2 separate regions of the Homo sapiens genome follow, and region 1 is linked to region 2. Evidence: read pairs that join two places in POLR2A ChIA-PET (ENCODE). Cell type or tissue: K562. All regions are shown on one strand. Links, peaks and the distances in the headings refer to the core of each region. The heading gives the core; the rest is flanking DNA.

What was found. Peaks named below come from ENCODE experiments on the same cell type or tissue, not always from the same donor. Only the 100,000 strongest peaks of a DNase experiment are listed, where the experiment ranks them.
Region 1: POLR2A ChIA-PET joins it to region 2 with 5 read pairs; 1 of 35 experiments calls an interaction of 5 or more read pairs at or near these places.

The regions. Positions count from the first base shown.
Region 1 is chr19:21,620,791-21,635,777 of GRCh38, forward strand. LOC105372323 (a long non-coding RNA gene) reads left to right here. Exons shown (of 4, transcript XR_001754056.2): 4 at 7,061-7,186. It also overlaps the pseudogene CPSF6P1. Among named protein-coding and RNA genes, the nearest start is that of ZNF429, 120 kb to the left of the region's middle. RefSeq lists an enhancer at 6,217-6,511. In K562, for the core only: no CTCF peak of the experiment used is centred there; a DNase peak (open chromatin) is centred at 6,372.
Region 2 is chr19:21,688,627-21,703,613 of GRCh38, forward strand. No RefSeq gene overlaps it. Among named protein-coding and RNA genes, the nearest start is that of ZNF100, 71 kb to the right of the region's middle. RefSeq lists an enhancer at 10,201-10,701. In K562, for the core only: no CTCF peak of the experiment used is centred there; no DNase peak of the experiment used is centred there.

The sequences.
Region 1 (14,987 bases), core at 5,364-7,863, 69 kb before region 2:
ACGGGGGTCAGACTGGGGGATGGTCAGGTCTTTCTCATCCCATGAGGCCATATTTCAGACTATCACATAGGGAGAAACCTTGGACAATACCCCACTTTCAAGAGCAGAGGTCCCTGCGGCTTTCTGCAGTGCATTGTGCCCCTGGTTTATTGAGACTAGAGAATAGTGATGACTTTTACCAAGTATACTGCTTGTAAACATTTTGTTAACAAGGCACTTCCTGCATAGTCCTAGATCCCTTAAACCTTGATTTCATACAACACATGTTTTTGTGAGCTCCAGGTTGGGTCAAAGTGGCTGGGGCAAAGTGGCTGGGGCAAAGCTACAAATTAACAACATCTCAGCAAAGCAATTATTCAAAGTACAGGTCTTTTTCAAAATGGAGTCCCTTATGTCTTCCCTTTCTACATAGACACAGTAACAGTCTGATCTCTCTTTCTTTTCCCTATAGCCCCCAAACCACAAACTATGTCTGGGGGCTGTCCTATTGATTAATCATGGTTTGTACATATTAACTTTTTTTTTTTTTGAGACGGAGTTTTGCTCTTGCTGCCCAGGCTGGAGTGCAATGGCACAATCTTGGCTCACCGCAACCTGAACCTCCTGGGTTCAAGTGATTCTCCTGCTTCCGCCTCCTGAGTAGCTGGGATTACAGGCAGGCATCACCACGCCTGGCTAATTTTGTATTTTCAGTAGAGATGAGGTTTATCCATGTTGCTCAGGCTGGTCTCGAACTCCTGACCTCAGGTAATCCACCTGCCTTGGCCTCCCAACATGCTGGGATTACAGGTGTGAGCCATGCCACCTGGCCTTAAATATTTTTTATAGAAATAATTAAATGACAGATTGTGGGGGATTAGTCAAAATGGGGGGAGAAATTATAGGGAAAGGAGCAGGCCTTTTGAAAGGTCAGAAGGCTCTGCAAAACTTTGTGGGAGAATAAGCTGATGGCAGCCGTTCTCTTACCCTGAGGCAGAGGGTGAGGAGTAGGTACAAGGGAATGTAGGGGAATTTATCTTAAATAGGCTTGTTTGCTCGTGTTGTCCAGAAGCTGACCTTTGATCATCCGTGCTCTTGACTGCTCTCTGAAAGGGGGAACAATAATGTTAATTACCTGCAGATTGTGTTTGCTCCAGGCTTTCCGTATTATGTCTGTACTGAATAAAAGCAAGCAGCTCCAGCTGTTCGGGGCTGCTCTCGTCTTTGACCACAAGTGCTGGCCAGTCCTCTAGCTGCTCTTACACTGCATACCTGTGTCTGAGTACTCCTTTCATTCATCAATTGGCCAGGGTCTATGGGACAGACCTGGCAGCTGGTGCCCCATGTGAACAAAGCTGCAATGGAACCCTCAAAAACAAAGGTGAAGAGACTGTGCAGTAAGTAATCAGTGCCCATTCAGGATTTCCAAGTTTGAGGGGATTTTCAAGCTAGGGTTTCATCATGGGACAACAGTTATCAGCTCAACAGCAACAGCATATAAAAGTATTGAAACAGCTGCTTCAAGCTAGTGGAGCCTCAGTTTTGGAAGCCCAATTAAGGGACCTAATGCAAAGTGTTGTTTTTCATAACCCATGGTTCCCAGAGGAAGGCACACTAGACCTAGAGCTCTGGGAACAAGTGGGGAGAAAACTTAGATGACATCATGCGCAAGGGCAACAGGTCCCAGTAACATCTTTAATGTTAGGGGGCTTTGTTATGGCTGCTTTGGCCCCGCTCTACACAGAAGTGCCTAAAAAGGGAAGGGAGGAAGAACCATCATCTACCTTACCACCTCCTCCTCCTCCCCCAGCCCTGCTGTTACCAGGTAAAGGTGCCACAGAGGAGACAGAGATTTTCCCTGTGCCCCCTCCCCCAGTAAATTGGAAAAAAGACAAGGGATACACTACAGTTATGGGACCCTGTCTTAGGCAAGCAGCATTAGAAGGGGAGCTCTTGGCATGCCCGGTGATGCAAGATCAACAAGGCAATTGGGTACATGAACCCATTACTTTTAACACCTATAAAGATGCCACAGCAGCCAACTTCCATATGACCCCATGAGACTGGCCACTACTAGCTAAAACAACTTTAGAAGCCAGTCAATATCTCCTCTGGAAGGCAGAATATGATGAGTTGTACTAACAACAAGCCAACCAGAATCAGTTGGCTGGGCAAAACATAACGGCCGCTATGCTCCAGGGGAGGGGTCCCTATGTCAATGTACAAGAACAATTAATTTTGTTCCCCAGGCCTATGCACAAGTGTCTTTGTGTGCTCGCAGGGCTTGGGACTGAATTCCTGAAGATGGAGTTCAACAGGGATCTTTTGTGAATGTTCAACAAGGGCCTAAGGAGCCATTTGTTATCAGTCGGTTAACACAGGCAATTAAGAGACAAATTAGTCACGCCCAGGCTGCTGAAATCTTATTGTTGCAATTGGCTTATGAAAATGCTAATGTAGACTGCCAGCAGGCAATGCAGGCTATTGTATTAAAGCCTCCTAAAGTGAAAAGGGAGAAAAACCCAAATTGTTTTCTATGCGGAGAGCCAGGTCATGTGAAGTGGGAATGCCCCAATAGTAAAGACCAAAGTAACTCAGGAAAAAAAAAAAAAAAACCCTTCTACATGCCCCCGATGTAAAAAGGGGAAACACTGGGCAAATCAATGCAAGTCCAAATTTGATAAAAATGTCAACCCCCTAAGCAATCAGGTGGGACATTTCATGAGGGGCTGGCCCCAGGCCCCATTCCACACTGGGGCAATGCCAGTGGCTTTCCTCGGTTAGATGGAAAGCCCACAGTCCTCTCTTTCAGAGCAGCCACCTTGGGGAGCGCAGGACTGGACTTACTCTGCCCTGACAAATTAGTGCTAAAAGAAGGAGAACACCCTAAAGGGTTGCAACAGGGATCTGGGGTCCACTGCCTCTGGGAACAGTGGGACTGGTCCTAGTGCGATGAAACCTATCCAGTAAAGGAGTCAATGTGCTCACTGGGGTAATTGATAGTGATTACCAAGATGAGATATTAATTATGATTTAATGTAAAGGTCTACATATTCTTCCCCCTAAATCTAAAATAGCTCAGTTACTACTCTTACCATACTGGGTTCCCAATGCCCAGGGAAAGGAAAGGGGACAAGGAGGTTTTGGAAACACGGAAGCCACAGGAGTATATTGGAACCAATCAATCACTGATCAGAGACTCATGATTACCTTAAAAATTGAAAATAAAAATTTTACTGGCCTATTGGACACAGGGTGAACATTTTGATCATCAGTGATGAAAACTGGCCAGAAACTTGGCCTTGGGTCACTCAGAAACAAAAAATTGTCATCATCAGGGAAGTGCACACAGCCAAGCAGAGCACACACCCCTTAATATGTCATGATTCAGAGAGAAGGAAAGCAGTTATACAACCTCAAATCATGCCCATCCCAGTTAATATTTGTGGATGGGACCTATTAGCCCAATGGGGGGTTACTCTGCAGACCTCTTTCTAATAATGGCCACTGTTGTTATTCCTCCCCTACCCCTGACGTGGCTCTCTCAAGATCCAATTTAGGTAGAACAGTGGCCTTTGAAGGGAGAGAAATTACAATGAGCCCATAAATTAGTTGAGGAGCCATTAAAAGCTGGCCATTTAGAACCATCAGACAGCCCTTGGAATTCACCTATTTTCGTCATTCCCAAAAAGTCTGGTAAATGGAAACTTGTGCATGACTTATGTGCTATCAATGCTAATTTGTAACCTGTGGGGCCCCTTCAACAGGGGCTCCCTTTCCCCACGGTGATTCCTCAAGATTGGCCTATATTCATTATTGACTTAAAAGACTGCTTTTATATTATTTCCCTTGCAGAACAGGAAAGAGAAAAATTTGCATTTACAATACCAGCTATAAATAATGAAAGGCCAGCTCCTCCAATTCATTGGAAAGTACTTCCTCAAGGAATGCTAAACAGTCCTACCGTGTGTCAGTATCATGTAAATCAGGCTTTGCTTCCCAGTAGAAAAGAATTTCCTAATTGCAATATCATCTGGATGACATCTTACTGGTGGCCCCAATGGAGCCAATACTTTTGAGTTTATATGCCCCTGTCAAAAGGAATACACAGTTAAGAGGTTTAATCATAGCACCTGAAAAGGTACAGATGTCCTCCCCTTGGAAATATCTTAGATACATACTAACTTCCCGGTCAGTAAGACCTCAAAATGTTAAATACTAGCAACTTATATACCTTAAATGATTATCAAAAATTACTAGGCAATATTACCTGGCTTCACCCCACCTTGGACATAACTACTGATAAGTTGCAGAACCTGTTTTCTATCCTAAAGGGCAATGAAACCCTGGACACCCCCAGGTATTTAACCTCCACTGCAAATAGGGTAATTGAGGAAATAGAGCAAGCTATTTCTCATAGGAAACTAGATTGCATAGACCCACAATATTCAGTCCAGTTGTTTGTTTCTCCTACAAAACATTCCCCAACAGGATTAATAGGACAGATGGCCCCAGGGCTGTGCTTCCTAGAATGGGTTTTTGCTCACACACTGGGACTAAAACACTGTCCCCCTATATCCAGCTAATTGGTAAAGTCATTTATACAGGCCACAGATGATGCAATCGATTGCAAGGTTATGACTCTGATGTCATAAGAATACCCTTAAGTAAAAAACAATTCGAAGGAGTCCTGCCCTTATCTCTAGATTTTTTCTTTTTTTTGAGACACAGTCTTGCTCTATCACCTAGGCTGGAGTGCAGTGGTGCGATCTCAGCTCACTGAAAGCTGCAAGCTCTGCCTCCTGGGTTCACGCCATTCTCCTGCCTCAGCCTCCCTGAGTACCTAGGACTACAGGGGACCACCATCACACCCGGCTAATTTTTTTTGTATTTTTAGTAGAGATGGGCTTTCACTGTGTTAGCCAGGATGGTCTCAATCTCCTGACCTCGTGATCTGCCTGCCTTGGCCTCCCAAAGTGTTGGGATTACAGGCATGAGCCACCGCACCCGACCTTATCTCTAGTTCTTTAAATAGCACTCTCTGATTATGTGGGCCATATAGAAAGTACCCTTCCCGCTGATGAACTACTCTAGCTCTTATACTCCTGTAATTATGCCTACAAAGGTAGTTCACTCCCCCATACCTAATGTGCTTTAACAGTTTTCACTGATGGCTCTGGTAAAAATGGAAAAGCAGCTATCTGGTGGGAACCGCATAACTTCCTCACTCGATCTAGATTTACTAGTACTCAGCTAAAGTTGGAGCCCTAGTATTGGTCCTGGAAACCTTTTCCACTCAGCCCATCAATATTGTTAATGACTCTGCTTACTCCATTTATTTATTGCAAAACCTTGAAACAGTCCTCATTAAGTCAACTCTTGAGCCCACTCTGTGTGCCCTTTTTCTTTGACTTAAGAAATTGCTACATTAACAAACACATCCTGTTTTTATCACACACATTTGGGCCCAAAGCTTGCTGCCCAGCCCACTAGTTCATGACAGCAATCAAGCAGACCTGCAGGTTATGACGTCACTTGCTTGACCAAGCCACCCAATCACACCAATTTTTCCACCAAAACTGGAGAAACTTAACTAAACAATTTCAATTTACCCAAAGACTAGATAAACAAATTATCCTGCAATGCCCAGATTGCCAGCTCACAGGCACATCCCCTCCTTCAACAGATGTTAACCTTAGAGGACTAGAACCTAATCAGCATGGCAAACAGATGTTACACATGTCCCTGAATTTGGAAAACTAAGATATGTACATGTATCCATTGATACCTATTCCCACCTAATTAGCGCTCATGTTCTTCCTGGAGAGTCCATCCAATATGTCATTAAACATCTTCTCTTAACTTTTGCATTTATGAGGTGGCCCCCAAAAAATTAAAACTGATAATGGTCCGGCTTATGCCAGCTCACAGTTTCACCAATTTTGTCACACATGGAACATCCTACATTCCAAGACATCCCATATAACCCCCAAGGACAGGCTATAATAAAAAGTGTCCACTCTGCCCTTAAATATGCTCAGAAAACAAAAAAGGGGAAATATGAGTAAGGACCCTGCAACACTTTTGGCACAAGCCTTATTTACCCTGAGTTTCTTAAATTTAGATGATAAATTTCAATCAGCTATAGACAAGCACCTTGCAAAAATCACTCAAGATATAAAACCTTCAGTTTTATGGAAAGATGTAAATAGTAATGTATGGTGTGGTCCAGATGATTTGCTAACATGGGGAAGAGGGTATGCTCGTGTTCACACCCCCTCAGGTCCTCTTTGGATTCCAGCACGAGGCATCAGACCTTACCATGGCTTGGCTAGGACCCAACTCGGTATCAGAAATGAAGGAAATGACACTGCAGGACCTAACAGCCCTGGACGATGTGGCTTCCTAGGACAACACAGACCCCGGACATTATGCTGAAGAAGATAACTTAGGAGGCTGAGTGAATCCTGGTCCAGACACAGACACATTCACTCCAGATAATTTGTTCCTTGCTATGCTTTCTGTTGTACATTGCAACTCTTGTAGGGTATTAACCTTTTTTATTCTCTCACTTTGCCTGCTACTGTTGGAGGCCAAAGGAATGAGGGTTGTGACCAACTCAGTATACCACTGGAGGCTATATGAGCAAACAGCAAACTGTTCTTGTTAGGAGCCAAAAGCCTGACGGTTGTGACCAACTCAGCATCCCACTGGAGGCTATACGATTAAAGAGCAAACTGTTTATCATGAATGCAGGATGTGGGCAAACTCACATCTGTGCCTGCCACCAGAAGATATGCTGAGGGCAGTCACTCCCTGGCACTGTGCTCCTTGCAGTTGTCTACTGGAACATCTGGAGTCTACTGTTCAAAGAAAGCATTCGTGCAGGCCTGCACTAAATCAAGCAGCTGATTGACAACCACCCCTTTCTCCCTATTTCCTTTACTTAATAAATACAAAGGGCTCTAGAAGCTCAGGGGCCTTGCTCCCTAGAAGCAAGGAGCCCCCTGACCCCTTCTTGAAAACATACTCTAGTGTCTTTTTCTTTATTCCCGTGTTCGTCCTCTGTTCCATTTTCCAGGCTCCATGACAAGTGGCACCAACAACAGGGACTTCAAGGACGTGACGAAGAAGGTCTGCTAGAGCAGAGGAAGTGAAATTTACCAGATGAACCGGGACCCCAGGACGAGTCTGTCAGCAGGGAATATAAGGCCAGTGCTCTAAAGAAGTACTGAGGATGGGAAGTCTCTGAATCAGGGTAACATGGGGTAGAATTTGTCTGTTGAAGAAAAACATTATGTGCAGTTGTTTAAAGTTTTATTGAACACAGTCTGGAGCTCAAGTTAATTCACAGACATTAACTAAGCTTCTGCAGGAGGTTATTACACATAACCCATGGTTTCTGCAGGCAGGCACTCTCAATGTGGAAAATTGGGACAGAGTAGGAGACAAATTGAAATGGGCTCATCAAAAAGGTCCCAAAGTAGACCCTTCTGTTTTTTCCTCTTGGGGTTTTGTTCACACGGTCCTACAGCTGTTGTCTCCTTCTTATTCTGTCACACAACAGGAGCCAGGTTCTGAGTCTCAAGATTTAAAAAAATTATTTGTTCCTCCAACTGGGCCTATTGAAAACAATGAGCAGGAGAAAGGAGAGGAGAATTGGCCCCTTGCTAAGCAGGAAACAGGAGAGGAGAATTGGCCGCTGCCACACCCTCCAATAACAGAAGTAGAAACCCCCATACAAAAAATTTTGTGCACTGCTGCTGTGGCTAGGGAACCTTTAGGAACTTGCACTTTTCCTATTACCATAAGGCCTGACCTGAATGATCCGCAAAATCTTTTAAATGAACACACTCCTGTAGAGTTTAAATTACTAAAAGAATTAAAAGCTAGTGTGGTCAATAATGGAGTGCAGGCCCGGGCACGGTGGCTCACGCCTGTAATCCCAGCACTTTGGGAGGCTGAGGCAGGTGGATCATGAGGTCAGGAGATTGAGACCATGCTGGCTAACATGGTGAAACTCCATCTCTACTAAAAATACAAAAAAAATTAGCCAGGTGTAGTGGTGGGCCCCTGCAGTCCCAGCTACTCAGGAGGCTGAGGCAGGAGAATGGCATAAACCCAGGAGGTGGAGCTTGCAGTGAGCCAAGATCACACCACTGCACTCCATTCTGGGTGACAGAGCAAGACTCTGTCTCAAAAAAAAAAAAATTATCTTGGGCTACCCTCTTTGTGTCCCCTCCCTTTGTATGGGAGCTCTGTTTTCTTTCTTTCTTTCTTTCTTTCTTTCTTTCTTTCTTTCTTTCTTTCTTTCTTTCTTTCTTTCTTTTTTGAGATGTAGTTTCACTCTTTTTGCCCAGGCTGGAGTGCAATGGCATGATCTTGGCTCACTGCAACCTCCACCTCCTGGGTTCAAGGGATTCTCCTGCTTCAGCCTCCCGAGTAGCTGGGATGACAGGCATGCACCACCATGTCTGACTAATTTTGCATTTTTTAGTAGAGACAGGGTTTCTCCATGTTGGCCAGGCTGGTCTCGAACTCCCTACCTCAGGTGATCCACCTGCTTTGGCCTCCCAAAGTGCTGGGATTACAGGTGTGAGCCACTGAGCCTGGCCTGGGAGCTCTGTTTTCACTCTATTAAATCTTACAACTGCACTCTCTTCTGGTCTATGTTTGTTACAGCTCGAGCTGAGCTTTTGATTGCTGTCCACCACTGCTATTTGCCGCCATTGCAGACCTGCCACTGACTTTCATCCCTCCAGATCCAGCAAGGTGTCCACTGTGCTCCTGATCCAGCAAGGCACCCATTGCTGCTCCTAATCAGGCTAAAGGCTTGCCATTGTTCCTGCATGGCTAAGTTCCTGGGTTCATTCTAATCAAGCTGAACAGTAGTCACTGGGTTCCATGGTTCTCTTCCATGACCCATGGCTTCCAATAGAACTATAACACTCACCTCATGGCCCAAGATTCCATTCCTTGGAATCCGTGAAGCCAAGAACCCCAGGTCAGAGAACATAAGGCTTGCTACCATCTTGGAAGTGGCCTGCTGCCATTTTGGAAGTGGCCTGCCACCATCTTGGGAGCTCTGGGAGCAAGGACCCCCCCCCCCCCGGCAACATTTTGGTGACCATGAAGCGACCTCCAAAGTGGTGAGTAACATTGGACCACTTCCGCTTGCTATTCTGTCCTATCCTTCCTTAGAATTGGAGGAAAATACTGGGCACCTGTCAGCTGGTTAAAAACAATTAGCGTGGCCAAGGGACTTAAGACTCAGGTGTGAGGCTGTCTGGGAAGGGCTTTCTAACAACCCCCAACCCTTCTGGGTTGGGAATGTTGGCCTGCCTGGAACCAGCTTCCACTTTCAATTTTCTTGGGGAAGCTGAGGGCCAACTAGAGGCAGAAAGCTGTCATCCCGAAGTCCTGGCATTAGCCAGTTGAGATTATGGCACAGCCAGAAGTCTCTACTCAACAGTCACCCATGTGTGTGCCCCCACCTTTCCTTCTGACCCATAACTCCTGGGTCCTGAGCATGACTTTCTTGAAAATATAGCCCCAAAATTCTCCTTACCTCTGAATCTACTTCCTCTGATCTCTGCCTCCTAGGTACTAATGGTTCAGATTTTCATTTCCTCTAGCAAGTTGTATCTCCAAAGGGATCTAAGGAAACTCTATGCTGCATCCTTAGGTATCTAGGCTATAAACCCAGGGAGTCTTGTCCCTGGTGCCCCTCCTGATTTAGGTATACAGCTTTCAACATGGGCAGTTATGTGGGACCTGTTCCCTACCACCCTGGCAAGGGCCCCAACTTTGTAAATGGCTAAGAGAAGAGAGACAGAGAGAGAGAGACACACACACAGAGAGAGAGAGAGAGACAGAGAGAGAAACAGACAGAGAAAGAGAGACAGACAGAGAGGAGAGAGGAAAGAGAGGCAGAGAGACAAAGAGGGAGTCAAAGAGAGAAAGAAAGAGAAAGATAGAAGTAGAAAAAAAAAGTGTGCCCTCTTCCTTTAAAAGCCAGGGTAAATTAAAAACCTATAGTTGAGAAATGAAGGTCTTATCCATGACCCTATAACACTCCAATACTACCCTGTTGTCACTGTAAACAAGGGCGTAGCCTGAAAACACTGAGACCACTGACCACCCGTAGCCTTCTTATCAAAAATCCTTAACCCAGAGACCGACTGATGGCCCAAGTGCATTCAATCTATAGTGGCAACTGCTTTCGTAGCAGTAGAAAGTAGAAAAGTAACTTTTAGAGGAAAACTCATTGTGAGCACACCTCACCAGTTCAGAATTAGTTTAAGGCAAACAAGAAAAAAGTAGCTTACTAACTCAAAAAGTCTTAAAATACGGGGTTATTCTGTTAGAAAAAGGTAATTTAACACTAACCACTGATAATTCCCTTAACCCAGCAGATTTCCTCACAGGGGATTTAAATCTTAATTACTATACAAAGGTCCAACCAGACCTAAGAGGAAATCCCTTCAGGAGAGGATGATAGATGGTTCCTCCCAGGTGATTGAGAAAAAAATAAAAAAGGGTATTCAGTAATTGATACGGAGGCTCCTGTGGAAGCAGAGTTGGAAAAATTGCCTAATAATTGGTCTGCTCAAATGCACGAGCTGTTTGCACTCAGCCAGGCCTTAAAGTACTTACAGAATCAAAAAAGACTATTTCAATCCTGACTCAAAGGGCTACCTACACCCTCTCTGAAATGAATTTGCATAAGAACGGTTGTTTATGGGAATGCATCTTGATGGGGCAGCTGGGTTGTTATGAAATACTTAGGAACCCAGCCCAGGTCTAGTACTCACCCCTGAGCACAAAAACAATGTTGGGCAATTTGGTAAAGGACCACTAGAATCCAGCAGCCTGGACCCCTTTCTTTGTGGTCAAGAGAGGTGGGAAAAGAGGTGCAGGACTGCTACATCAGTGAACATAACTAATCTGATAAGCAGAGGCCTATGGGTGGTTATGCACCCTGGAAAGGAATAAGCATTAAGAACATAGAGGCCGCTCTATGACTAATGCTTATTGGAAAATGACCAGGGGTGCTGGCATCCCTATGTTCTTTTTTCAGATGGGAAATGTTCCCCCCAAGGCAAAAATGTCCCTAAGATATATTCTGGAGAATTGGGGCCAATTGACCCTCAGACACTAAGAAAGAAATGACTTATATTCTTCTGCAGTACAACCTCACCATGATATCCTCTTCAAGGGGAAAAAACCTGGCCTCCTGAGGGAAGTATAAACTATAACACCATCTTACAGCTAGACCTCTTTTGTAAAAAGGAAGGCAAATGGAGTGAAGTGCCATATGTGCAAACTTTCTTTTCATTAAGGGACAACTTGTGATTATGTAAAAAGTACAATTATGTAAAAAGCCCTACAGGAAGCCCTCAGAGTCTATCTCCCTACCCCAGTGTCCCCCCGACTCCTTCCCCAACTAATAAGGACACCCCTTCAACCCTAATGGTCCAAAAGGAGATATACAAAGGGGTAAACAATGAGTCAAAGAGTGCCAATATTCCCCCATTATGTCCACTCCAAGCAGTGGGAGGAGGAGAATTTGGCCCAGCCAGTGTGTGTATACCTTTTTCTCTCTCAGACTTAAAACAAGTTAAAATAGACCTAGGTAAATTCTCAGATAACCCTGATGGCTATATTGATGTTTTACAAGGGTTAGGACAAGCCTAACATCTGACATGGAGAGATATAATGTTACTGCTATATCAGACACTAACCACAAATGAAAGAAGTGCCACCATTACTGCAGCGTGAGAGCTTGGTGATCTCTGGTATCTTAGTCAGGTCAATGATAGGATGACAACAGAGGAAAGAGAATGATTCCCCACAGGCCAGCAGGCAGTTCGCAGTGCAGACCCTCATTGGGACATAGAATCAGAACATGGAGATTGGTGCCACAGACATTTGCTAACTTGCATGCTAGAAGGACTAAGAAAAACTAGGAAAAAGCCTATGAATTATTCAATGATGTCCAGTATAACACAGGGAAAGGAAGAAAATCCTACTGCCTTTCTGGAGAGATTAAGGGAGACATGGAGAAAGCATCCCTCTCTGTCACCTGACTCTATTGAAGGCCAACTAATCTTAAAGGATAAGTTTATCACTCAGTCAGCTGCAGACATTAGAAAAAAACTTCAAAAGTCCACCTTGGGCCCGAGCAAAACTTAGAAACCCTATTGAACTTGGCAACCTCAGTTTTTTATAATAGAGATCAGGAGAGCAGACAGAATGGGACAAACAGAATTACAAAAAAAAGGCCACCACTTTAGTCATGGCCCTCAAGCAAGCAGACTTTGGAGGCTCTGGAAGAGAGAAAACCTGGGCAAATCAAATGCCTAATAGGGCTTGCTTCCAGTGAGGTCTACAAGGACACTAAAAAAGATTATCCAAGTAGAAATAAGCCAACCCCTCATCCATGCCCCTTATGTCAAGGGAATCACTGGAAGGCCAACTGCCCCAAGGGATGAAGGTCCTCTGAGTCAGAAGCCACTAACCAGATGATCCAGCAGCAGGACGGAGTGTTCCTGGGGCAAGTGCCAGCCCATGCCATCACCCTCACAGAGCCCCAGGTATGCTTGACCATTGAGGGCCAGGAGGTTAACTGTCTCCTGGACACTGGCACAGCCTTCTCAGTCTTACTCTCCTGTCCTGGACAACTGTCCTCCAGATCTGTCACTATCAGAGGGGTCCTAGGACAGCCAGTCACTAGAAACTTCTCCCAGCCACTAAGTTGTGACTGGGGAAATTTACTCTTTTCACATGCTTTTCTAATTATGCATAAAAGCCCCACTCCCTTGTTAGGGAGAGACATTCTAGCAAAAGCAAGGGCAATTATACACCTGAACATAGGAGAAGGAACACCCATTTGTTGTCCCCTACTTGAGGAAGGAATAATCCTGAAGTCTGGGCAACAGAAGGACAATATGGATGAACAAAGAATGCCCATCCTGTTCAAGTTAAACTAAAGGATTCCACCTCTTTTCCCTACCAAAGGCAGTACCCCCTTAAACCCGAGGCCCAACAACAACTCCAAAAGATTGTTAAGGACCTAAAAGCCCAACCATGCAATAGCCCCTACAATACTCCAATTTTAGGAGTACAGAAACCCAACAGACAGTGGAGGTTAGTGCAAGATCAACTTCACTCCCTAGCAGCAGTAGTCCTTCAAAATCAAAGAGCTTTAGACTTGCTAACCACCGAAAGAGGGGGAATTTGTTTATTTTTAGGGGAACAATGCTGTTATTATGTTAATCAATCCAGAATTGTCACCAAGAAAGTTAAAGAAATTTGAGATCAAATATAATGTAGAGCAGAGGAGCTTCAAAACACTGGACCTGGGGCCTCCTCAGCCAATGGATGCCCTGGATTCTCCCCTTCTTAGGACCTCTAGCAGCTATAATATTGTTACTCCTCTTTGGATTCTGTATCTTTAACCTCCTTGTTAAGTTTGTCTCCTCCAGAATCGAAGCTGTAAAGCTACAAATGGTTCTTCAAATGGAGCCCCAGATACAGTCCAAAGTTGATGACATCGAAGGCACTCCTCTCAAGGAAATCTCAACTGCAAGACCCCTACTACACCCCAATTCAGCAGGAAGCAGTTAGAGTGGTCATCAGCCAATCTCCCCAACAGCACTTGGGTTTTCCTGTTGAGAGGGGGCACTGAGAGACAGAACTAGCTGGATTTCCTAGGCCAACTAAGAATCCCTAAGCCTAGCTGGGAAGGTGACCGCATCCACCTTTAAACACAGGGCTTGCAACTTAGCTCACATCTGACCAATCAGGTAGTAAAGAGAGCTCACTAAAATGCTAATTAGGCAAAAACAGGAGGTAAAGACATAGCCAATCATCTATTGCTTGAGAGCACAGCGGGAGGGACAATGGTCAGGATATAAACCCAGGCATTCGAGCTGGTGACTGCTACCTTCTTTGGGTCCTCTCCCTTTGTATAGGAGCTCTGTTTTCACTCTATTAAATCTTGCAACTGCAAAAAAAAAAAAAAAAAAAAAGAAAAAAACAAAAACAAAACAAAAACAGAAAAAAAAAATTATCTCCAAAATATCATTTACTCCCAAAGAATGAACTGCTTCAGTTAAGTCTTCATCTGTTGTCCACCATGTTAGATTTCCAACATATAATGCAATTCTCTTTCCAGTATGTGTATAGACAACATTAGGTGCCACTCCTTTACCCATATCATCACCAACAGTTGGTGGGAGAGTATCCATGTAATCCCAGTCTTCTGTGGCATCTCCATTATTTGCAGATGGAGATATGACACAGTCATACAAATCTATCTGGCCATACCCACGATATTCAGCTTCCTGGTTTAACTCTTCACCCACATCTCGTAAATGTCTATGTGGTCCACGCTGTCTGCCATCTTCCCTCAGCCTCGGCCACTGCTGCTGCCGCCACCAAATAAGTACATTTTTGATGGTGACAGAGTAATATCAATGTCTAAAGTTTTGGTCTATCTCTCAAAATTGAGAAGTTGACCAAAAGGGAGAAATTGTTAAATTAATTATGCCTAAAGCTGCCCCCTTTCCTGTTTAACTTTGGTCACTAGGTTTTTTATACATAGTAAACTGAAATCTAACTGGGTATATAAATAGACCAACCAATTATTGTACAAACCTCTGTGTTTTTGCCAATAAAAGAACATCAAGTGTTCAAATCATGATTAAATAAGGCAAATCCCAACCTGTAATCAATCTGGCTGTTTCTGTATCTCACTTTCATTTTCTGTATGTCACTTTGCTTTTGCTGTTTATAAATCTATTTTCATCATGTGGCTGTGTTAGATTCTCTCTGAGCCTACTCTGGATCCACAGCCTACCCAATTTGCAAATCATTCCATGCTCAATTGATCTCTGTTGCTCACGTCTGGGAGCACTTTGGGGGGCTGAGGCAGGTGGATCACGAGGTCAGGAATTCAAGAGCAGCCTGACCAACATGGTGGAACCCTGTGTCTACTAAAACTA
Region 2 (14,987 bases), core at 6,845-9,344:
GGCTGTAAGTGAAGGAACTAAAATGGAGTCTGTCTGGCTCTCTCAGTTAAGAGAGACAATTAGGTTAAAACAAGGTAGGGTATCACATTCCCCACTCGTGTTTTGGGGAATCAAATAATTGATTCCTTGGTTATAACAAGGGGGTATGTTGGGTTCTATGATACATAAGTTTGGTAGAAGTTATGTGCTGCTTTATAAAGTTAAGAAACCAGTTTAATATATGAGGCCCGAAGACTAAACCTAACAGGAAGAGGAGAAGGGGTCCTGCCAATCCAGTAATTAGGATAGTTAGCCATGGATTCCAGTTAAAGGTGCTTTTGTACCAGGGGGTGTTACTTTCTCATTCCTGTTGGCATCTATCTAGATTTTTTTGAACTTTTGGGGGTGTATCTTTTACGACTCTAGACTGATTGGCATAGAAACAACTCTCTCCCAGAGCTGCGCATAACCCTCCTTGGGAGAGAAATAGTAGATCTAAGCCTCAGCAGTTTTGAAGGGCTGCTTCAGCTAGAGACTCTACCTGGGTATGCAGTATATTTCTGGCTGATTGGAGATTGCTTAAATCTGCATCTACTTGTTGGGACAGGGACATTAGTCCAGTTTCCCCTTGAATAAGGGCAGCTGTGCTGATGGCTGCTGATCCAGCTATGCTAAGGCTGGCCAGAAGGGGCACAAGGAGTGGGGCAGCTCAGCAAAACCTGGAATGTAATTCAGGGGGAGCAATGAGAAGTTGTCCCTCTGGCCCACTGTACACATAGACCTGGGGGAGCACATGAACCAACACTCACAGGAGAGGCCCCGGTTAAGTCCCACTGATGCAGCAAGTGAGGTCAGAAGTGCAGGCCAGCCAGGTATTGTTGGGTGCCTGGTAGGAGACTGAGGTGTTTAAGGTAGTAAGTAGAGAATGATTACAGGTAGCCTGAAAGGCAGAAGCAGACAAGTTATACCCAGAGCTAATTAGACAGGAGGTGTTCTTTGACACTTCTCCTAGTGTAAGGGCATGGGGCTGTGTATGACAAGAAAGAGAGTTAACTTTGAACATGGCTTTATTCCTAACCCAACATACCATGGGGGTTTGGCCTTCAGGCACAACCAGCAATCTTGGGCTAGTTTAGGCTGGATGATATTTAGGAGGTGATGTACCCCATCCAGAATGGATATCAGGCTGGATTGGAGATGTTGTTGTTGTAACTGAGATCTGGGAACAAGGAGTGGTGGTGGGATAGTTAAATTGACCCTGTCTGGGTGTCTTTGGAACATAGGGTCACCTAAATCAGTTAAAGGCCTGGTTGACTTAGGAGGGCTCTATGGGACCAGGACCTTTTTTTGGATGGTGAACATAGTTCCAACATCAAATCCTGAGATACAAAGCCTTAATCCCCATGACATGCCATAATACCATTGAGCTGAATTAGGGTTACAGACAGTTATAGTGAGAGGGCTACAATTTTTTATAGTACACGGTCTAGGACGGGAATTGTGAGTTATGGAAAGGGTTGAGGACCAGGTTGATCCTCCAGGGTAAGTGGCTAGGGTTACACACGACCAGTGAGGGCAGAAAAACTGAAAAGAATCTCAACAACTAGAGTCAGGGTGATTTTCAAGACAGAGGTAAAAGTCAACGCCTTGGAGTCCTTTTTTTGCACCTTTAGAGCTCCCACCTCCGGTCTAGCTTCCTGTGTGTCTGAATCCTGCAGCAAGGTTGATGTTCCCCACTCCTGCGACTGGCAGATTGCACTGTTCTTCATGGGTACAGGCAGGCTCTGGGAACAAAGCACATAAATCGACTGCAAAAGAGACTTCCTTGGAGGTTCCTGCCTTCCAAGTAGTGTTTGAAAACTCACATCCTGTTGTGAAAGACGTGAGGAGAAAAGAGTAGGATGGAGCAGACGGCATAATAGGCAGAAACAAACAAAAGAGGTAAATAAAAAGGATTAATTTGATGGCTTTACTCAACTTAGGTGCAGTTTTAAGGGGACTGGCCCAGGCTTGGGGACCCATGTTTCCTGCTGGGCTTTGTTGGCTTTCTTGATGTCAGAGTGATGAATCCAAGCATGGATACCATCCACCTTTAGAGCCGTTGGCGTGGTGAGAATGACAGTATGAGGTCCCTTCCAGGCAGGAGTGAGTCCTTCTTTCTGGAACTTTTTAACATACACCAAGTAACCCGGTTGGAAAGAGTGGCAGGGTCCAGTCTGGCAGGAACCGGATTGGAATGTGCTCACCAGAAAAGTGGCTGGATGATGTCTCATACCTGTTGGAGAGACTGCAAGTACTGTAACAAATTAGCTTGTGAGATTTCTGCTAAATGGTTATCTCTTAGCTTAGGCAAGCTAGTGCACCCCTTTTATACATGATTTCAAAAGGTGAAAACCCAGCCCGGTAAGGGGTGCATCTTACTCTAAGAAGGGCTAAAAGAAGGAGCCTTACCCAATTTTCACCTGTCTCTAGGATTAATTTAGTAAGAGTGTTTTTTAGGGTGTGGTTTATGCATTCTACCTGTCCAGAGCTCTGGGGTCGATAGGCGAAATGGAGTTTCCATTGAATGTTTAATGGCTTGCTGACCGATAAGCTATGGACGAGGTGAAGGCTGGTCCATTATCAGACCCCATGGCAACAGGCAGCCCATGTCGAGGGATGATTCTATTGAGTAAAAGCCTAACTACCATGGTGGCAGTTTCATTTCTGTGGCAAATGCCTCAGTCCATCCAGAAAAAATGTCTACTAGCACCAGGAGGTATTTATACCCTGTCCGGTGTGGTTTTATTTCTGTAAAGTCAATTTTCTACTTTTCTCCTGGTGAGCTTCCCTGGAGGCCGTGGCCTGGGCTAGGCTTGGGACCTCATCTGGCATTTACCTGAGCACAAGCCATACACCAGAGAGCTGCTTGGTTAGTTAAGTCCTGAAGGTGGGGGATCTTGAAATGGCTCTTTAGAAGCTGGGCCAGTTTTATTCTTCCCAAACAGGTGGTAGAATGCAGATGATTGATTAAAGTTTCCCCAAAGGCTTGGGGGCATAAAGATTCTGGAATCAGGAAGAATCCACCAACCTTCCTGATTTTTACTGGCCTGAAGATCTGAAGCTAGTTTTTCTTCCACTGGGGAGTATTCTGGTTGGTCTGGCAAGTCAGTTTGTGGAAAGGACACTGTGGACAGCAGGGTTAAAGGGGTGACTGGGAGCAGAGCTGCCTCTTGAGCTGCAGAGTCTGCTCTTTGGTTACCACAGGCAACGGCTGTGCTCTGTCTTTGATGTCCTTTGCAGTGAATTACAGCCATCTGCTGAGGAAGCCAAACAGCTTCAAGCAGGGCCAAAATTTCTTCTTTGTTTTTAATAGTCTTTCCTGCTGTGGTGAGTAGCCCTCACTCTTGATAGATGACTCCATGTACATGTACAGTAGCAAAAGTATACCTGCTGTCAGTGTAAATGTTAATACATTTGTCCTTACCCCATCAGAGAGCCTGAGTGAGGGCGACCAATTCAGCCTTCTGTGCTGAGGTACCTGCCGGCCGTGCCTAGGCCCACAGTATATCTGTCTCTGTTGGAATGGCTGCACCAGCCTTTCATACTCCCTGTTCAAGGAAGCTACTGCCATCTGTAACCACGGTGGCATCCAACTCCTTTGGGGGCACATCTCAGAGATCAGGTCGGCCAGTTTCCATAGTCTCTAACAGTTCTTGGCAGTCATGGACAGGTGTGGTAAGGTCTGGATCAGGGAGCAAGGTAGCTGGATTTAAACACCTTGTGGGAGAGAAAGCTAAACAAGGCTGATCTAACAGTAAACTCTGATACTGCAGGATGCGAGCATTTGACATCCATTTGCCAGAAGCACTTCATAGCAAAGTTTCTATGGCATGAGGAGCTGTAAGGGTTAAATTCTGGCCTAGAGTCAGTTTATCAGCCTCCTGGACCAGGCTTGTTTTTGCTGCTGTGGCTCGCAGACAACGTGGCCACCTGGAGACCACAGGGTCTAGCTTTTTAGACAAATAGGCCACTGGGGGTCACCATGGTCCCAAAGTCTGAGTAAGTACACCTTTAGCAACTCCCTGGCTCTCATGAACAAAAAGGTGAAATGGTTTTGAGATATTTGGGAGGGCAAGAGCAGGGGCCTCAGTTAATGTCTTTTTTAGATTTTGAAAAGCCTGTTCTTCTTTGTCAGTCCAAACTAGTGGGCCATTCCCTCCGGTAGCAGTGTACAGGGGCTTAGCGATTTCTGTGAACCCCAGTATGCATAAATGACATTATCCCATGGTCCCCAGGAATTCACATACCTGTCTCTTGGTGGTGGGAGTGGGGATTCGCAGGATGGCTTCCTTTTGAGCACTGGTGAGTGCCGTTTTTCCTTTGTTTATCTTTTACCCTAGGTAGGAAACTCTGGGAAGACAAAGCTGGGCCTTCTTGGTGAGACCTGGTACCCGAGTTCCTGCAGAAGGCCAAGCAGGTCCCTAGTATGTTGCAGGCAGCTGTCAGTAATTTCAGTAGCTAATAAAAGATCATCCATGTACTGGAGAAGAGTACAGTTAGGGTGACTGGCTCAGAACGGTATGAGATCTTGTTGGAGAGCTTCTCCAAAAAGTGTGGGGGAATTTTTAAAACCCTGGGGTAACTGGGTCCAGGTTAATTGGGTGGTGTTTCCTGAGCCAGGATCTGTCCATTCAAAAGCAAAGATAGGTTGGCTTTTTGGGGGCCAGAGGAATAGCCAAGAAGGCATCCTTTAAGTCAGTGACAGTGTATACTGTATGTTCTGGTGGGAGCAGTCTGAGTAAAGTATAAGAGTTACGGACAGTTGGATGGATGGTAACTGTCCACTTGTTAACCTCTCTCAAGTCCTGTACAGGCTGGTAATCATTTGTTCTGGGTTTCTGGACTGGCAAAGATGGAGTATTCCAGGCAGACTCACATGGTGTGAATATACCAGCTTGTAACAGTTGCTGAATATGGGGATAGATTTCCCCTCTAGCCTGCTGACTCATAGGATATTGTTTTACCTGGACTAGCAAGGCAGTGGCCAGGAGTTGTACAACTACTGGCAGATAGTGCTTTGCCAGTCCTGGGGGTTTGACTCAGCCCAGACTCAAGGAAAGAGAGTCTGTAAATCCAGTAGGAGAGGATTAATTTTATTATCCAGTGCTTGTGAGGGTGAAACTAAGAGATTTTTTTTGATGGAGGGGTGGTTAGCAGGAGCTGAACAGCAGTGGGCATTGTGTCCCCTAAAGCAAGGTGAGCTTGTTGGGCCAAGAAGGAGATAGACGCCTTCAGCTTATGAAGTAGGTCTCATCCAAGGAGGGGAAAGGGGCACTCTCGGACTATGAGAAATGAGTGGGTTGCTCTTTTCTGTCCCAAACTCACCTCTCATGAGTGGGTGACAGGATATTCCTGAATAGCTCCAGTATCCCCTTGCACAGCCACCTTTTTATTAGAGACACTGCCCAAGGGCATTTGCAGTACTGAGTGTTCTGCCCTGGTGTCAATTAGGAAACGTACAGGCCGGCCCCCCACTGTGGCGGACACCATGGGTTCCCGGGGGCCAAGGGAGAGGGAGACCCAGCCCCATCAATCAGCATATTCCTCCACAGCAGGGAGGATGAGGACCTTTTTATTCTCTGGTTTTTCTTCTGGTTTTAATGGGCGTTCCTTCTTCCAGTGTCAAATCTGCTTGCAATAAGCACATTGGTTTTTTAGTACAGGAGCCTGCTCACCTTTTTGGCCTTTTTGGCAGGGACCCGAGATCTCCTGGCCAGCGCTCTGTGCTGGGGGCCCTTCCCTCCTGGCTTCTTGGATGGCAGCCACTAAGATTTTTGCCTGTCTTTTTGATGCTTTGTCAGCAGCCTTTTCAGCTGCCTGAGATGCCTCTTTTTGTTTTTCAAACTCTTGATTGTCAAAAACTTTCTGTGCTATTTCTAAAAGCTGAATGATATTCATTCCAGCAAATCCCTTTAATTTTTGTAATTTCTTTTTAATATCAGGGGCCTCCTGAGCCACAAATGCCAAATTAATAGCACGGCTATTCTTAGGAGCCGCTGGCTCAAAAGGGGTGTAAGTCCAATAGGCCTCCTGGAGGTGTTCCAAAAATGCTCCCAGTGACTCATCAGGCCCCTAGAAAACTTCAGTTGTCTTAGATAAATTTATGGGTTTTTGAGTTGCTCCTTTGATACCCACAAGGAGATACCAGTGAAAATCATCCAAAGCTGTCTTTCCCCATGAGGAGTTTGGATCCCAACTGGGCCGGGTAGAGGGAAAAACCTCCACTAGGAGGTCTTGGGCTTCCCCCTCTGGTCTACCGGCTGATGTAAGGAAATACTTCCTAGCCTCCCTTCAGATACAGTCCCTCTCTTCAGAGGTGAAAAGTGTTAAAAGGAGTTCCTGACAGGCATCCCAGGTGGGCCAGTGAGTCCGGAGCATGGATTCCATCAGTGAGGTCAAGACCTGGGGCTTTTCAGAGTAGGGGGGATTATGAACCTTTCAATTGTACAGGTCAGAAGTAGAGAAGGGGACATAAACTAAAAATGGAGCAGAGCGCTCACTGCCTGGAGGGATTTGGGCCTCTCTCAGCAGGAGGAGAGGGGCCACCTCCTCTGGCTGAGGCCGTAATTGGGTGGCTATAGGTGGAGAAGCCACAGAGCATGTAGTCAAGGAGACATGGGAAGATTCTGGGAGAGCAGGAGGGTTGTAGGGTGGCAAACATGGGTGAGGAAAACTTTCCTCTTCTTTAGAAGGAGGCAGTACAGGAGGAGCCGAGGGAGCTGAGGGTTGGGGCAAAAGTGCAGTCGGGCTCAAAAGGACCTGGGAGGTGGGATCATGAATGGTGCATGAGCAGAGCCATGGAGGAGGGCTCTGGACCAAATCTAGCCATTGATCAATGTAAGGAAACTGATTGGGGTGTCCGGGAGTTCCAGCAATGACCTGCCACACAGTCTGCACAGTTGTGAGATTCAGTGACCCTTCTAGGGGCCACCTGGTTCCAAACTGTGGCCATTCCACTTCATAAAGTGTCCAGAGTTTGCTTTCTTAAGGCAGACTCCATAATCCTCTGAGAAGCCCAGAGAGGAATTTTGTAACGTATATTGGAAGGGCTCCAATCTTTATGGGGCCAGGAAGAAGAGTTCCCCATTCTGGAGGCAATTAACAAGGTCTAGGCGAAATATTAAACTCAGCATGGACAGAGAAATTCACAATCTGGGGGGCTGTAGTATAGGAAGAACAGAAGTATTATAACCAGAAGAAGTAGGAAAACAACTATAGCCAACACTTCTTGTCACATAAGTTCTGTTTCTTTAAGCTTTGAGATCTAGGGGGAGGACAAGAGGTGGGTCTGAGGCCAGTGGGACCTATGTGATCCTCCCCTCCTTTCTGACTTATAGCCCAAATATCTTTGGTATCTCCACGACTCAAAGGCAAAAAGTTTAAAGTTGGCCCTTTCTTTTAAGGATTTTAGGAGGGAGAGTAGAGTCATTGGACGTTGGACTTGCTGTGACACAGGAAAACAAGATGGGTGGGGTAAGGGATGGGGATGAGGAGGAAAGGGGCCACTCTGATCTTTTCTAAGGTAGGAGAGTAGCCAGAGGGATAGAATAAGAATCCAGGTGGAGTAAAGCAGTATGGGCACAGGTTTCTCTGCACAGTGCCTTATCTAAGGGCATGGGAAAAGTTATGGGATGACAGAAAAGGTGAGCAAGGAGGACTGCAGGGTGGCTATTTTGAATCCACCACTGGTCTAAGGCAGAGGTGGTCCAGTCACTGGGGCATGGGGTGTGGCAATCCAAATGCTAGCAATCTTTATGGTGCCAGAAATCCCAAACGGGCAAATGTTCCCCACACGCCTCCCCGTAACAACACCTGATTTGTTTCTGACAGAAAAGGCAGGACTGGGAAGACCAGCCCAAATGACTGATGAGAAATTTGACCTCCTGTGTTAGAAAATCTGCATTCAGGACTTTAAAGAAGTTCTTGCCCAGTCATCTTCGGAAATATCGATGACCTGACATGTGAAACTTAGACAGACACCAGACAGGACAAGAGACACCGGGGTATACAAACAATTATGACAATTTTTATAGACAGACAAGGGGAGGGGGTCCCGTGATGGGATCAGCCAGATGCCCACCTGGCTGCTCCGCCGGAGGGGACTTAGGCTCCTCTTGGCATTGGCAGACCGGTATAAACCCACCGGCTCAGATCAAGCTATGCCCGATGCTGCCTTAAGCCTTATGAGGTCGCCACGGAACCACAGGTGAGGGCCCACTCCAACTCCGTAGCTTTCACCGTGGAGCTGCAAACTGGAAATTCAAGGACAAGCCCTTGAACCCCACATTCACACACACACTTACACAGAGTTTATCACAATTCTTTATTCCCATTCTAAAACAGAGGTCTCCTAGAAACCTGAATGAGAGAAGGAGAAGAGATAAAAAGAGAGAGAGAGAAAGACAGAGAGAAAGACAGAGAGAGAGAGAGAGAGAGAGAGAGAGAGAGAGAGAGAGAGAGGCTAGTCTTAACAGAGAAGGCTGACAGAAACCAGGACTCCGTCCTCCAGCATCCTGGAATATGGGCAGAGTCAGAAGGACGCCCTCGTCAGGGCCGCTTCCCTCCCAGAGAAACAGAGTCAGATCTGACTTACCTTCCCAGGACCAGAAATGCAGGACTCAGGAGTTGATTTTGGAGGGCACACACCGGCAGTCGATCCGTTCCCCTCCGGAAGACAGTGGCCTACGGGTCTCTGGAACAGCTTCAGGAGGTGCCTCCCCTATAAGCCCGCTGTCCAGCCAGGAGAGCCTGGAGCGAGTCCGGCACTCACCAGGTGGCAATTATCTTGCTGGGGCTTCCAAATGTTGTAACCGAGCGAGTTGTAGAGAAACGCCACACTCTGAGACTAATTTCAGGAGTCCTTTTATTGCCGGTGACCGAGAGACAGCTAGTGCTCAAAATTCTCTCGGCCCCGAAGAAGGGGCTAGATTTTTTTTATATCGTGGTCTAAATAGGGGAGGCGGAGTTTAGCTAAAGCAATTTTTACAGAAGTAGAACAGGCAGAAAGTTAAAAAAATTAATTGGTTACAGAAGCAGTTACAGAAAAATAAACAGTTCCAGGTGCAGGGGTTTAAACTATCACAAAGAGGTAAATGCAGGGGTTTTAGGTGCGTCCCCAGGAGCTGCTGGTTCAGCTTGCCTCAATATCTTATCAGTAAGTGCATTCCTGGACGTGCTTGGAGTCAGCTTGCACTAGTTATGCCCTTAAGGGAGGGAGGTAAAGGGGCTGTAAGTGAAGGAAATAAAATGGAGTCTGTCCGGCTCTCTCAGCTAAGAGAGATAATCAGGTTAAAACAAGGTAGGGTATCAAGAGATCATGCCATTGTACTTCAGCCTGGGGGACAAGAGCAAGACTTTGTCTCAAAAAAAAAAAAAATTGGTAATATGGTGCACTGTAAGCTACAGAAAGACAGTTATAAAGAAAGATTTTATATAAGGAAGAATCTTGTATGTTAAATTCTTGTTCTAAAAGGAGATGACTGGTTGTTTAAAGAATGGATGTTTAGGACAAGTCAGAAAGTTTGTTATAAGATGGTCTGTGGAAATAAAGAGTTGAATAATTAAAGGAAAGGCATTGCCAAGATTAACACTAAAGTTACTTTAGCCACCGGATGATGTATTTCTCCCAATCATATTGAAAGTTATAAAAATGGCCTAAACCTAAAAGTATTCCCTAATGGCAAGTCAAGGGGAAAATGTATGTTTTTCTCAAAGAAAATGTTACTTTTATATTAACGTTTCTGGTAATGTACAGCAACATCTAGTGGAGGCAAACCAGTATTACAATCCATTGGGACAACTAACAGGTGTAGAACTCTGCTATTATACCATAAGGTTGTATTACCCCACTAGCAGCGGTCATCTTAATATGAATATTCTAATCCTGTCTTCAAAACCTTCTGGTAAAAATTATCTCTTTTTTGCCTAGGTGCTGCAAACAGAGCCACACGAGGACACACCATTCTTTTTTTTTATTGTTTGTTTGTTTGATTTAAGACGAAGTCTCGCTCTGTCACCCAAGCTGGAGTGCAGTGGTGAGATATCGGCTCACTGCAACCTCCGCCTCCCAGGTTGAAGCAATTCTCCTGCCTCAGCCTCCCTAGTAGATGGGATTACAGGCACGCAACACCAAGTCTGGATAATTTTTGTGTTTTTATTAGAGATGCGGTTTCACCATGTTGGCCAGGCTGGTCTTGAATTCCTGACCTCAGGTGATTCACCTGCCTCGGCCTCCCAAAGTGCTGGGATTACAGGCATAAGCCACTGCACCTGGCCTGGACACACCATTTTTTTTCAAGAACTCTTAGATCAACCTCAGGAGGAGCCCTAACTGCTGTTCCCCAACATGATGGCCCTTTTCAGCAGGAAGTATCTTGAAAGATTCGTCATCTGACACCCCCTAACAGCAGTTAGGAATACGTCTCCTGAGGGGAGAATAATATAGGAGTTATTAAGAAATTATTTTAGGCATTTAGAGAGGGTAAAAGAGTTCTCTCACTAGAATTTTTCTTTAATAAAAAGCAGCCCCAAAGCCAATTCTTTTCTAACAGAAAACAGCCTGAAAAGTCAAGCTGCAAGCTGATAAGCAGGCTGGAGACTTTCATTTGTAAATGCAGGCGGCTGTATTAAAAGGCAAGTACATTTCAACAGAGGTGAATTCCTCCTCTTTTTTCTTTGACACCACTTGTGTGGGTGTCATGGCACCAGCCAGGTAAAGCCACGTGAGCAGGTATCATGGTGACAGGTAGAAGCTACATTTGCATAATAAAAGACTAGGGTGGGAGGGCCAGCCTTTGCATGGGTTATGTAAATGGCACACCTGGTCAACCAATCTCCTGTGCCCTATGTAAATCAATCACTGACTCCTCAAGCTTCTCTACAAAATCAATTGTGTTCTACCCGCAACCAGGAAATTTTTTAGGTGACCCTGTTTCTCAGCATGAGGAGCTTTCTCTCTCTCTGTTATTTTTGCCTATTAAACTTTCTTTTTTTTTTTTTTTTTTTTTTTTTGAGACGGAGTCTCACTCTGTCGCCCAGGCTGGAGTGCAGTGGCGCCATCTCGGCCCACTGCCAGCTCTGCCTCCCGGGTTCACGCCATTCTCCTGCCTCAGCCTCCCGAGTAGCTGGGACTACAGACGCCCGTCACCACGCCCGGCTAATTTTTTGTATTTTTAGTAGAGACGGGGTTTCACCGTGTTAGCCAGGATAGTCTCGATCTCCTGACCTCGTGATCCACCTGCCTCGGCCTCCCAAAGTGCTGGGATTACAGGCGTGTTGTCTATTAAACTTTCCACCCCAAAATCAATCCTCGTGTGTGTTCGTGTTCTAAATTTTCCTCGTGTGAGACAACAAACCCCAGGTATTTACCCCAGACAATGCAGCCATTTCAGAGTCTGGGAAATGAATCTTAGTCACAGAAAAAAAGAACAGCAATGAACATGGCAAGGTGCTTATGATTCTGGTCCACTGGATCTTCCTATCCCTAGGAAAGTAAATACCATCACAGTCAGCACCCAGCAAGTTACCACCATATAATTTCTTGTTTGTTCCAAAATAAATACAGGTGATTCTTATCACAAAGGCAAATAAAAAGTAGTTTACTTTTTAAACTGAACTGTATCAGTTTAGTTTACTCTTAAGTTCTTATAATTTTGAAAATGCAGTTGACACTTGTATGGCTTATGAAATTTTTGATAGTCTAACATTACTTGAATTGTTCAAAGAACAGTATATTTTAAATTAAGAAGAGTAAACTGTATGTGTTTGTTTCCTATATTTAAGGTTTAGAATCACAAATTACACTCCTGTTTATGATTTGAAAACTTCAAAGTTTGGTTTTTCCATCTGTACATACACAGAACAGTGTTATCGTGCTGAAACATTTGTATCTTAAGATGGCAGTCACAGTTTCCATCTGTCTGGATATATTTTGGACTTTTGCATGTTAAACATAAGAAAGAGACTTTTTGTTTTAGGTAATCTAAGACTGTTGTACACAAACTACAGATTACTGTAGGGTTCAGCAAACTATGTTTATAATGTGACATTAATATCTATTTTGATGTCTAAATCAAAACTTTTTTTAGAAATAATTTTTTTTTTACAAATATCTCCACAAATTCAGGTTTATTTTATAAAATGGCAGGATAGTAAAGAAATAGGTGGTTTGCCATAGTATATGAATACATGCACTTAATTAAAATACCAAATATTATAATCAAAATTTAGATAGCAGATTTAAATAATTTCTTGATTTTTCACTACAGGATAGAAATTCACAAATATTTTATAAATCAAAGCTATTAGTATTAGGTTTTACTTAGTAGTAATATATATATATATTCTGGGTATTTAAAAAATATATATATATTCTGGGTATTTGAAAACACCAAATTATTGATGAAAATGTCCATTTTGAACAAATTATTGATCATATATATCATACATCATACATACATATCATATATGCAATCATACATTATCATATATGTATGATGTATAATATATGATCAAGAATTTGTTCAAAATGGGTATTTTTCATCAATAATTTGGTGTTTTCAAATACCCAGAAGTCTTGTTTTAATCAGATTAACTCTAAGAATAGTTTACTAATTTTATTTTTTATGGTGTGTTCAAAATTTGATAGTTTAATATGGATTGATGATGGGTAAACTAATCAATTTCTTTTCAAATCTCATAGGCCTATTACATTGTCAAGGATGTTATTAATAAAAATTCTTTCTTTTAATATTGTTTACAGGGATTTAGGTCTAGTCTAATCTGCTCAACCTGTTAATCAGTGTCAGCTGCCAGATTCCAACTCATTTTTAGTGTGCCTATGTGACTTTTTCTCCATAGTCTCTGAATTACATTTTGATTAGTTATTGGAATATCATATAGCACAGCTCATACATTTAAAACAAAACCACCAGGTAAAATGAGTTCTGGTTTAGTATAAAGAAGCTGTCACCAAGTTAGTGTTACATACATAGATGGATGTGGCTCAACAAGATTTTAGACAAAAAAATTTGAATTGAACTATGGCAACGTGTGTTGCTATGACTTAGCCTCTAGTGGGCTTATGAACAAAGACAAATTTCAGCAAATTTATCCAGTTGCTTTCAGTATCTCTAAAGATAGTATGTCAAGAATTCTCATGCTACTGTCTGAAAAAACAGATTCTTCTCTTATCTAAGAAATCAACTGGATATATTTTTATAAGCTTGTGCAAGAAAAAACTGCAATGCAGTACTAATAATTACAGACGATATAATGTGGAAAAGAATAATCTAGAATGTCAATTTCAATATGTAAGTATTTAGGTTGGGCATGGGGACTCATGCCTGTAATCCCAGCACTTGGGAGGCTGAGTCATGTGGATCACTTTAGGTCTGGAGTTCAAGGCCAGCCTGGCCAACATGGTAAAACCCATCACTACTAAAAATACAAAAATCAAGCATGGTGGGAAGCACCTGTAATCCCAGCTACTCAGGAGGCTGAGGCAAGAGAATAGCTTGAACTCAGGAGACAGAGATTGCAGTGAACTGAGATTGAAGCACCGCATTCTAGCCTGAGTTACAGAGTGAGATTCTGCCTCAAAAAAAAAAAAAAAAAAAAAGTATTTAACCTTTCACTTGAAAAATGTGATAAAATTAAGTTTTTGGTAAGCTTTGTGTAGCTTAACATCAGCATAGAGTAGAAAAAAAATCTTTAAAAATGCAAACAAAAAGCTACACCAAAAAAACTAACATCTACCAGTGCATACATATTGATCTTTGTTTTGGGAGAGTCTAAAGCAAAACATTTGGTGAACTTGATACAGTTATTTTGATCACATTGGCATACTGATAAAATCATTTTATTTAATTTCACTGAAACATGTTCACATCTTAAAAATACTGTTTTGTAACATGAATGATAAATGTAAAGTCTTTATCCTCAAGAGGATCCTGATTCTCAAGATATATGGCAACCCGTGTCTCTGGTTTCTCCAAACTGAAGTTTCATGAAGGCTCAAACATGAAGTGAGAGGGAGTCAACAACAGAGCATGAGAAGCAAGAAGGATGAGGTAGGATGGTCAGCTCTAAGGCTCAGAGGTTCCTGGGGGACCCCAATATAATGATGTCAACTATGAAGCTCACTAGTAAACATAAACATAAAAAGCTGAGGCTGGGCATGGTGGCTCATGCCTGTAATCCCAGCACTTTGGGAGGCCTAGGCAAGCGGATCACAAGGTCAAGAGATCAAGACCATCCTGGCCAACGTGGTGAAACCCCGTCTCTACTAAAAATACAAAAATTAGCTGGGCATGGTGGCGCACACCTCTAATCCCAGCTACTCAGGAGGCTGAGGCACGAGAATGGCTTGAACCCGGGAGGTGAAGGTTGCAGTGAGCCGAGATCACACCACTGCATTCCAGCCTGGTGACAGAGTGAGACTCCATCTCAAAAAAAAAAAAAAAAAAAAAAGTTGAAAACTCCATGGCTTCTCTTTGGTGAGAAAAAGTCTCTGGAATTACAAACAGTCCTGCCAAAAGGATTGAGCCAGAATGACATGTATCTAAGGATTATTAAGGAGGAATGTTCATAAGCACATAAGTATTTGTTCCAAAACTTATTACAGTAGCAATATCCTTTTCTGTAATTTTAGCTTCCCCAAGGTAGGGTTGCTGTAGACAAACTAAGACAAGGCACTAATATGTTGAAGGCAATTAGTTTCTAAATTTAAAAAACTTGCAATTTTTTTTTTTGAGATAGAGTCTCGCTCTGTCACCCAGGCTGGAGTGTGGTGGCACAATCTCGGCTCACTGCAACCTCTGTATCCCAGGTTCAAGCAAGTCTCCTGCCTCAGCCCTCCAAATACCTGGGATTACAGGTGCCTGCCACCATGCCCAGCTATTTTTTGCATTTTTAGTAGCGACAGAGTTTCACCACGTTGGCCAGGCCGGTCTCGAACTCCTGACCTC